Regions from separate parts of the Homo sapiens genome. Here region 1 is linked to region 2. A link is a contact called in ENCODE Hi-C or POLR2A ChIA-PET data. All regions are on one chromosome and are shown on one strand. The core of a region is the stretch at or near the end of the contact, and the rest is flanking DNA. Distances in the headings are between cores, read along the strand shown. Region 1 overlaps SSH1 (slingshot protein phosphatase 1). Region 2 overlaps CORO1C (coronin 1C).

Region 1 (5,092 bases), core at 2,504-5,003, 98 kb before region 2:
CCTGTGCCGACTGCATGTACCCTACAGCCAGCGGGGCTCCTGAGGCCTCCAGGGAGCGATGTGAGGACCCCAATGCTCCCGCCATCTGCACCCAGCCAGCCTTCCTACCCCACATCACGTCCTCCCCTGTGGCCCACTTGGCCAGCAGGTCCCGTGTTCCGGAGAAGCCAGCCTCTGGCCCAACCGAACCTCCCCCGTTCCTACCACCAGCAGGCTCCAGGAGGGCAGACACCAGTGGCCCTGGGGCTGGAGCTGCCCTAGAGCCACCAGCCAGCCTTTTGGAACCTTCCAGAGAGACCCCAAAAGTCCTGCCAAAGTCCCTCCTTTTGAAGAATTCTCACTGTGATAAGAACCCTCCCAGCACAGAAGTGGTAATAAAGGAAGAATCGTCACCCAAGAAAGATATGAAGCCAGCCAAGGACCTGAGGCTTCTGTTCAGTAATGAATCTGAGAAGCCGACAACCAACAGCTACCTGATGCAGCACCAGGAGTCCATCATTCAGCTGCAGAAGGCAGGCTTGGTCCGCAAGCACACCAAAGAGCTAGAGCGGCTGAAGAGCGTGCCTGCAGACCCAGCACCTCCCTCCAGGGATGGCCCTGCCAGCAGGCTGGAGGCCAGCATCCCCGAGGAGAGCCAGGATCCAGCCGCGCTCCACGAGCTGGGCCCCCTGGTTATGCCCAGCCAGGCCGGGAGTGATGAGAAGTCAGAGGCCGCCCCCGCTTCATTGGAAGGAGGCTCACTGAAGAGCCCCCCTCCTTTCTTCTACCGCCTGGACCACACCAGTAGTTTCTCAAAAGACTTTCTGAAGACCATCTGCTACACCCCCACCTCCTCTTCCATGAGCTCCAACCTGACCCGGAGCTCCAGCAGCGATAGCATCCACAGTGTCCGTGGGAAGCCCGGGCTGGTGAAGCAGCGGACACAGGAGATTGAGACCCGGCTCCGGCTGGCGGGCCTCACCGTCTCTTCCCCACTGAAGCGCTCACACTCTCTTGCCAAGCTGGGGAGTCTCACCTTCTCAACGGAAGACCTGTCCAGTGAGGCTGACCCGTCCACCGTCGCTGACTCCCAGGACACCACTTTGAGTGAATCTTCCTTCTTGCATGAGCCCCAGGGAACCCCGAGGGACCCAGCTGCAACCTCCAAACCATCAGGGAAACCCGCCCCAGAAAACTTAAAGAGCCCTTCGTGGATGAGCAAAAGCTGACCCGCCTTTTGCTGCGTCAGGCTGGGCGGATATTTTCATATGATCCCTCCCTCACTTTCACTGTGGATTTGGATCGACCCCTTACATCTTGATTTCCCTTAAACGAGTGAAGTCATCCTAACTTTTCCCCTACTCTTGCCATAGAGAGGAGGAGAAGAAACTAACCAACATGCAGCACAAGAAGGGGAGCTGTCAGTCGTGTGGCCTGGGAGAACCAGGAGCCGCCGGCCAGGAGACACAAAACTCCGCTCCCACCGTGTCTTCAAGAAGAACCATGTTTTAGGAAGAACGTGCACACATAGGCGCACACATCCAGACTGTTCCCTTCGCATCCTGCAGAAGAGTCCTGGTGGTGGCAGCCTCACCGCGGCACACGTTCTAGCTCATTCTTGGCCTCGCAGAAAACTCTCGGATGGCAACATTAAGTCCTACCTCTGTTCTCGCTGCGCTTTTTATTTTTAAAACACACGAATGACCAAGGCTTGTTCCAGGGAATAATGCTCTGTCTGAAAGCGTTTTTCCAAAAAAAGAATTTTTCGTTTTGTGTTTTGGTTGGGACCCCAGACGTGTCAAGACTTTTAACCCGACAGCCCCAAGCACTGCTGAGTAAAGTCATCAGATGAGTAGTCCCACGCTGTTGTTGAGCTGACTCTGTGCCCGAATGGTGGTGCAGGCGCCCTGTCCTGGTTGTGTTGTTACGTGTTTGACCAGCACAGGGGTCCGGTGGGGAAAATGTATGGGTTGTTCTCAGTTGTTGCTAATGCTGAAGTTTAAATCTCAAGGGGAAGGGCCCACCTGCATTGTTGAGTGTCTGCTGCTGAAACACATGATTGTGTTTAGGTTTGAAATTGCTCAAGTGTCTGGCTCAGGTGGTGGTTCTGAGACACATCGTCCTGCTGAGAGCCCAGATGCTTAGGTCCACTAGGGCCCATCTAGGGAAGGGAAAGGAGATTTCAGCGGCTTCCCCGAAAGGAACGGGACTGTCGGGATGCTTCCCGGATGTCTACAGTTGCCCCTTCCTGCAGTGAGATTACTGCTTCCTGTTTCCCTCCAGCTCTTCCCAGCAGCAGTGAGGGAGTATAAGAGGGATCTGTAGTCGCTGCCTGGCTCTGTGGGCGGCCCCTTTAAGACTCAGGTGAGCTCAGCCAGTCCCGCTGCGCCAGGCTTGAATCAAAGGTGTCAGCAAGCTAGATGTCAAAACATTTCGAGAGAGAGGCAGCTTGCAGAAAAGCAGAAAGGTTGAATTCAGGGGTCAGCAAACTATGGCATGTGGCCCCGTGAGCTAGGAATGGTTTTTCCTCTTTAAGACAGGGCCTGGCTCTGTCACCTAGGCTGGAGTACAGTAGTGCAATCATGACTCACTGCAGCATCAACCTCCCTGGCTCAAGCGATGGCTTTTACCTTTTTAAGGAGTTGTAAAAAAAAGAAATAATATGTGACAGAATTCATGTGGCCCACAAAGCCTGAGGTACTTACTGTCAGGCCCTTTGTAGAAAAAGTTGCTGACCCCTGGTTTGATTTGCCACACAGGGCTGCTCATGGCCCTGTAGGAAGAAACTGGGTAAATGTGAAGCCCTCTGCCTCTCTGACACCTAAGGCCAGACCCTTCCCTCCTCCCGACCACAAGCTTTGCCAGCCCCGCACTAGCCTCACCTGTGCAGGATGGAGTAGGTTGCGTACATGGGGGAAGGCAGGTGAACACAGTTGGCTGAAGCTCTTCCACAATTCCATCTTGCCCTCAGCTGGGTCCGCCAGATTAACTCAGTGAAACCAGAAAGCCTTCAAGGACCAGCTGAATTCTGAAAGTGAGTGAGTGAGCCATCATCTTAACATTGGCCAGAACTGTGTTCCCCAAAGCTATTCTAGAAAGCACCCCAGGAGGGATCTGCAGGAACAAGGCTAGTTCATATTTTACCTAGTGAGCACAGTTTTTGCAAAAATCCTCCCTCCAGGACTTTGTCTCCTTGGAGTGATTTTTAAAAATACATACATTACTTTATAGGGAGCTGTTTTCCCACTAGTGTCAATTAAAATCACCTTAAAAGGTGATTATCCACTTATTCCTAAACCCCTGTGGGTTGTTCCCCCTTTCCCTCAGCCAACAAAAGCATAGCCTCAAAAAATATCAAGTTCGGTATGTTTTGCCAAATCAAATTTCATGTGGTAGATCAATTTTTGTGTCAAAATAATCTTTTAAATTTAGTGATGACAGGCTTTTGTTGGTTTTTTAACCACGTCTATGTATGAGAATGATATATTTTTGAAAACTTTAATTTTGAAAGCCATAATTTTTCTTATCTAAAGAGTTGGGGGGTGGGGTGTGGAATCTGGAGAGTACAAGTTGGTCTTTGGCTTCTGGCAAACTTACCCATTCATTTTTGGAAGCACAGCTAGCATATCAACATCCAGACGAGAGCGCTGGTCCCGTCCACAGAGCAGAGTGAAGCATTCTGGACTTGATGCTTAATAGCCTGGCCTGGAGAAAAGGGTAAGGTTTATTTTTGGAAACCCAGATCAGTTGCATGTAAACAGATGGCACATGGCTATTTAAAATGCTGTATGATGGGGCCGGGCGCGGTGGCTCACGCCTGTAATCCTAGCACTTTGGGAGGCCGAGGCAGGCGGATCATCTGAGGTCAGGAGTTCTAGACCAGCCTGGCCAACATGGTGAAACCCCGTCTCTACTAAAAATACAAAAACTTAGCTGGGTGTGGTAGTGCGTGCCTGTAATCCTAGCTACTTAGGAGGCTGAGGCAGGAGAATCGCTTGAACCTGGGTGGCGGAGGTTGCAATGAGCCGAGATCGCGCCACTGCACTCCAGCCTGGGTGCAATGAAACTGGGAGTGAAACTCCGTCTCAAAAAAATAAAATGCTGTATGAACAAGATGAGCATTCTGTCAGGTGTCGGGACACCTGGGCAAAGACGAATTCATGCTGTCTGTGAAAAGGAAGTTTGCACTGTAACATATGCCATAGCTTGGCCCTTGCTTTGTATGCAACCTTAGCTGATGGGGAAAATTCCAAACATAAGTGGCACAGGAAAGAGGCAGGCAGAGGAGGCAGGGGTCTGTGCTGTGCAAGTCACTGGTTTTTTATGACTATCATTTTCATTGAATGCATTTGTTGAATTGGGACAAAAGGAACATTTTCTAAATCAGCTTGATACTCTTTATAAAAAACAGCTGAATCTTATCTTCTGCCTCACATTAATTCATGTGGCATGCCAAAAGTTAGACTGAACTTTTCTACATCTTCACCTTGCATTGATACAGGAAAGTCTTCTCTTTAAGTCTTGCTAAGTATAAGGGGGATAGTGGTCACGGGAAGAGGAGAACCGGGGCTGCTCTCGGATGGTAATTGACAATGCCGATTTCCATTTCTTTGTCTTACGGCTACTTCCGAGCCTTCTAGCAAGGTCCCTGGTTGCATGTATTTCCTAAGAGCAGAGTTTATTTCTCTTTACATTCCCTGCTTCCTTGCTCTCCATGCAGGGACCCCAGCCAACCTCTGGGCTGTTGAATAGCTCTCTGCTGGGTGGCAAGCCCTTCTCCTTGGCACCCTGTTGCTTAAGCATACAGATTGCTCACCAGGTGCACACAGACAGCTGTACTGTCCAAGCCCATTCTGCTCCACCCTGTCCTCTTCAGCTAAAGAGCATTCCAGTAATCTAAAGCCCTTTTCCCCTGGAGAAGTCCAGAGTTTGCAGCAGTGTGGAGCTGAGCTTGAACAGAACAGACCCTCAGCACGGCCCTGGACTAATGCACTCTTATCTGAGGGCAGTCCATTCTAGAAGGTTGATGAATTTCCCTACCACTCTCCTGGGGACCTTTTCTCTCTAGTGGGAACAAATGCTACATAATTTAGTCAAGATCCTATTAAGTCAT
Region 2 (5,552 bases), core at 1,574-4,073:
TTGATACTCATTTTTTCCTAAAATGAAAACTTAGATGAATATTAGGTAGGGGTTTGAACAATGTGGAAATCTTTTAACTGTTCTTTGAGTCAGGTCATGTAAAGTATCTTTGTTTGCCTTCCCCAGGATGGGGTGGGGGCTCTTAGGCCCTTACATCTTCGGGTGGTGTAACCAGTCTGGATAATAGGCATAGAGGACTGCAGATCAGGAGATGGAAAAGTACTGGAAGTGAGACAGCTGCCTGAGTTGGATTAGATAAGGGAAACCGTGTAGAAAGCAGTCTGAATCCAGCACCCTAGGAAGGTGTGGGTTTATATGATACACTCCAGAATGCAAACTTGAAAGAAATTGTGTGTGGGATACCTTGAGCTTCTTAAAGGGGAATATTTGATTTGACTTATCACTCGAATGAATGTGTCACTTTTTATCACCATGGGAATTTATTACTTTGTGAAAACATACATTAGTTATGAGAAAGAGTAGGCCTGCTGGGTAAAGCGTTGTGCGACTTTAACATAATGTTACATTTCCTTTCTTGCAGGAACCAGTGATTATCAGATTGATCCATCTTTTTTTGTTTTTTCAGAGATGGAGTCTCGCTCTGTTGCCCAGGCTGGAGTGCAGTGGTGCGATCTCAGCTCACTGCAACCTCCGCCTTCCGGGTTCAAGTGATTCTCCCACCTCAGCCTCCCAAGTAGCTGGGATTACAGGTGCCCAACACCATGCCCGGCTAATTTTTTTTTTTTTTTTTTCTGAGACAGAGTCTCATTCTGTCGCCCAGGCTGGAGTGTAGTGGTACGCTCTCAGCTCACTGCAACCTCCGTCTCCCAGGCTCAAGCAATTCTCCTGCCTCAGCCCTCCCGAGTAGCCGGGATTACAGGCATGTGCCACCACAACGGGCTAATTTTTGTATTTTTAGTAGAGACGAGATTTCACCATTTTGGCCAGGCTGGTCTCGAACTCCTGACCTATCTGCCTGCCTTGGTTTCCCAAAGTGCTGGGATTACAAGTGTGAGCCACCGTGCCCGGCCTGTATTTTTAGTAGAGATGAAGTTTCACCGTGTTGGCCAGGCTGGTCTTGAACTCCTGACCTCAGATGATCCACCTGCCTCGGCCTCTCAAAGTGCTGGGATTACAGGTGTGAGCCACCGTGCCCAGCTTAGATTGATCCATTTTAACACCAATTGGTAGTGTCTTCAACCACAAACCAATATGTGGGTCAGAAATAATTATGTGAGGAATCATTCTTACATGAAGAAACAGTCATTCTGAATGATCTTTTGTAATATGTAGGACATATTGGAAGCAAAATTCCCAATGTTGAATTTCGAGAGTTTGGGAAGGTGAACATGGCTGCGGTACATGTGTAATACACCACTAGCTGCTTTAAAAACACACCCCAGCACAGAACTTTATTGAGACGTGTCTGTCAGAAATTTTCTGTACATGTTTGTGTACATTAACAGTTTTTTTTATTGTACTCAGTACTGCCCTCAATATATAGGATGAGTCTACTTCTTAAATGTGGATTCCTTTTTAGAAGGAGATGTGAGATCGATAAATAAGATATACTGGGCTGGGCACGGTGGCTCACACCTGTAATCTCAGCACTTTGGGAGGCTGAGGTGGGCAGATCACCTGAGGTCAGGAGTTTGAGACCAGCCTGGTCAACATAGTGAAAAAAAATACAAAAATTAGCTGGACGTGGTGGCGTGTGCCTGTAATCCCAGCTACTCAGGAGGCTGAGGCGGGAGAATCGCCTGTACCTGGGAGGTGGAGGTTGCATGCAGTGAGCTGAGATTGCACCACTGCACTCCAGCCTGGGTGACAGAGTGAGACTCCGTCTCAAAAAAAAAAAAAGGGTCAGAGGGGATACATTGTTAATAAGTGGAAGCTGTTGTGATTTTCCAGTAAGATTGATAGGAAGTGCCCTTACAGCTAAGCAATATCATTTCTTCTTTTTTCTTTTTTTAATTTTAATTAAATTGTTATTATTATTATTGAGACAGAGTCTCGCTGTCACCCAGGCTGGAGTACACTGGCGCGATCTTGGCTCACTGAAACCTCTGCCTCCCAGGTTCAAGCGATTCTCGTGCCTCAGCCTCCTGAGTAGCTGGGACTATAGGCACACACCATCAAGCGCAGCTAATTTTTGTAATTTTCGTAAAGATGGAGTTTCATCATGTTGGCCAGGCTGGTCTCGAACTCCTGACCTCAAGTGATCCGCCCGCCTCAGCCTCCCAAAGTGCTGAGATTACAGGCGTGAGCCACTGCACCTGGCCTTATTATTATTTTTTTGAAACAGGGTCTTACTCTGTCACCCAGGCTGGAGTGCAGTGGCGCGATCATAGTTCACTGCAGCCTTGACCTCCTGGGCTCAGGTGATCCTCCCACCTCAGCCTCCCAAGTAGCTGGGACTACAGGTGCGCACCACTACACCTGACTAATTTTTATATTTGTAGGGACAGGGTTTCGCCGGATTTCTTAAGATTTATGTTGAATTTAGTGTGCCTAAAGAGGAATGTTTTTTGCTAAGTCATTTAAGTTATTGAACTTTCCTTTTATAGCAATTTGATAAAGTTATATTTTTACTGATGCTTACATTTTGATTTTCATTCACTTTCTCCCCGCAAAATGCCCATTGGAGGAAATGTTGCCTAACTCTGTGGGTTTAGTTGAAGTATCAGTCTCCAGGAACTCGGCTGTGTTGTAGCTACTTCAAGATTTTTAAGTGTTTTCCCCAAAGCAAATGATAGTGCTTGTATCTGGGACGGTTTCTGCCACGGTGAAGGTTGCTGGCTGGAACATGCTCATAAGACATCACCCTTAGCTCTGGCCAGCCACGTGGAAATTGTGCCATTACACCTCTCCCTTGTGCCAGCTGTATACATGCTTTGGAAGCTGAATTTTCCTTTCGGCTCATGTTGCTTGGCTCTGGGCAGGCTGTACTGGATCTTTCAGATAATAATGTCTGTAGGCCAGTGTCCTGACCTATTTCACCAATGTCCCACGAGTTTATGAACTGGCTCTGGAGCAGAGCCTTTGGGAAACTTGGTGCTGGCCATTTTTGCCACCTGTTGGGTTGACATGCTAGTAATCCCAATCATTTGGAGTTTTAGCTAGAAAGGTATAACAAAAGCTATCCTATGGCATGTGATTGGGACTAGTAAGTAATCAATGAATCAAAATTTATTTAAAGCAAGGAGTCTAATGGCTATTACATTTTCAGCTAAACTACTTCAATTTCATGCCAGAAAAGTAGTAATATTCTAGATTAAGCAACAGAGGTGATTTATCCCTAGTGAAATAGTGGACTGATCTGTTAGTAAAGTGAAGTTTTTCTATCTCTAAGCTTTAGAAGATTGGTGGGAGTTTCTTAAATAATTCATTTTTTAGTTTAAAAAGATATCTAAAAGCTGGCTTTAATTCTTGTACATCTTCCTTTCAGCCTCTGCATTCATTTAAATTTGCTGCTTAGAGGTTCAGGTAAACTGTGTTGTCACCATGACATGTGGTGGATGTCTTTCTGAGTGGCCCCTCACAATCTAGCTAATTATACATGGATTCTTTGGTTTGTTCACTACATGATAAATCAGTATGTGTCGTGCAGACGAATGAGAATTGTGTTCTTATTAGATCCTAGTGCAAAATGTCTTTCAGAATGATGTTTCCTCATCTTTACCATATAAGGCCGTTATTAGTATGGTTTCCTTTAATCTCCATGAACTGGAGCCCTCAGCAGTTTGTAAGTGCCCAGCTTTGTATTTTTAATAACGTATGCTGATTTGGTGAAATATGTTGTTGTGCTTTTGTTTTGATTTCATTATGAGTAAGAAGATACTTAGAGGTGTAAGCCCTTGAAAGCAGGATAGCTGATACTTGACTGTGTGTTTGTGAACATCCAGCATGCCAAATAATCAGTGTACCTTTAAAATGCCATCTACCCCCATACTGTCTTCACATTTTTGTTCTTTTATCACTGTCAGATATTTAGTCAATTGCTTTTCTCTTGTGCTACAGTAGAATACTACTTTCTCTGTTTTATTTAAGGATTTATGATGACATCACAACCAGAGGAAGCAGCTGCTTGTAGAATATCATTTTTTATTAACTGTGTTTCTGATGGCCAATTGCCAATAATTTTTAACATTACTTGTGTGCCTTTTTTTTACAACCCATGGCATAGTGGAAATTTTCTTTCCCTATCCAAATCTAGTATGGTTGGTCAGTGATATTTTAGATCTTTGCTTCTTGACTTTCTCTGTGCCTCAGTTTCTTTATTTGGAAAATAGGGTGATAAGATTCCCACATCTTAAAGGTTGTCATGAGGACAAAGTTATCAAGGTCTTCAGACAGTTCCTAGCTTGTAATTTAAGTACTTAAAAAGTGTTAGCCATTGTTATTATTTGTTTTGATAGAAAGGACAGAAATAGCTGGCAGTTGCTCTTTCAGTGACATTCAGGTTCCAGAGAAAATGTTGAGCTCTAGTACTTTCAGGCTGTGGATTTATTGGGGCTGAGCTGGGAATGGCAGTAATGCTTATTATTATTCTCAGATATCTTGACTGAAGAATACTGGTGAATAGCTATTAACTTTTAGCCAGGGTTATTTAATTTTAACTTCAAAAAAGAAGTCATTTAGTAAGAAGCTTCTTAGTATGTAATTAAGAACAACTAGTGCTAGTACTTCCAGATTCCCCTCAAAATTGCTTTGTGTTTGAATAAAAGCGCTTCTTAGCCCAGATTGGAAAAAATCATTTGGTGTTCTTGGAAGTTCAGAGCTCAGTACTATAGTTGGCCATCAAGGATGCCAAATGTGGTTTCCTGGGCAGAGCCTAGGAATGCAAAGACCCTGATGTAAAACAAAACAATTCAGGTAGAAAAGCTTTTTTCCTTGGGAGTAAAAAAAAATTTTAATGCAAATTTAATAATAATGCATTGGTGTATTTCTTAACTTTATTATATTTTAAATTCTTTTTTTCAAAATAAGATGTATCAAAATAATAGGACACACATGTACTCACAAGATTAAACAGATGTTAATATTTTGCCATATTTGTTTCATATCTCCCCTTTTTGAAAAAAGTAATAAAGCATAACAGATACAGGTAGAATACCATTCTTATTTATTTTCTCCTTCCCCAGAGGTAATCTTTTCTTCAAATATGTATCATATTTTTATTACATATATGTTTATCTGTAACATGTACTTTTATTTCGCGTGCCTTAAACTTTTATGTAAATATGTATTCCCATACTGAAGGACAGTGAAATTGCTTCTGCTTTTGCCACTATTTCCAACAATGCGGCAATAAATATTCCTCTTGTACAAAATATGGGAGCATCTCTCTCACCCAGACCACCTAGAAGTGGCATTGCTGGGCTGGACTTCCTCACCTCTACCTGTTACCAAATTGCTCTTGAAAGGAATTGTAACAAGGTGTTCTGTAAGCAGTTTATGAGTTCCTCTTTCCTGACATCCTTGTCAGCACTTATATTTATACTTTTACATTTTCACCAGTTTTGATGAGTATAAAATGTGACCATGTTGTT

The links. A loop is a pair of places that touch in the nucleus more often than their neighbours do. ChIA-PET counts read pairs that join two places held with the same protein, here RNA polymerase II (POLR2A). Pooled maps may share reads with other maps.
Region 1: a map of heart left ventricle shows a loop between it and region 2 (2.9-fold over the local background). The contact joins two enhancer-like sites. A Hi-C loop is called at or near these places in 8 of 168 maps with a recorded cell type or tissue (HepG2, Right ventricle myocardium inferior, cardiac septum and 3 more), 2 of 37 single-sample maps with no recorded cell type and 12 of 50 pooled maps. POLR2A ChIA-PET finds 5 or more read pairs at or near these places in 14 of 52 experiments (A673, AG04450, BJ and 10 more).

What each region holds. Positions count from the first base shown.
Region 1 is chr12:108,784,104-108,789,195 of GRCh38, reverse strand. It overlaps SSH1 (slingshot protein phosphatase 1), which reads left to right. Exons shown (of 15, transcript NM_018984.4): 15 at 1-5,092. The coding sequence ends at 1,208. Among named protein-coding and RNA genes, the nearest start is that of MIR619, 50 kb to the left of the region's middle. Within about 2 kb of position 3,753, at least 9 of the 41 ENCODE cell types and tissues checked have a DNase peak (open chromatin) inside an H3K27ac peak, as active enhancers do.
Region 2 is chr12:108,684,233-108,689,784 of GRCh38, reverse strand. The region is part of intron 2 of CORO1C (coronin 1C); the gene reads left to right. Among named protein-coding and RNA genes, the nearest start is that of CORO1C, 45 kb to the left of the region's middle. Within about 2 kb of position 2,823, at least 10 of the 41 ENCODE cell types and tissues checked have a DNase peak (open chromatin) inside an H3K27ac peak, as active enhancers do.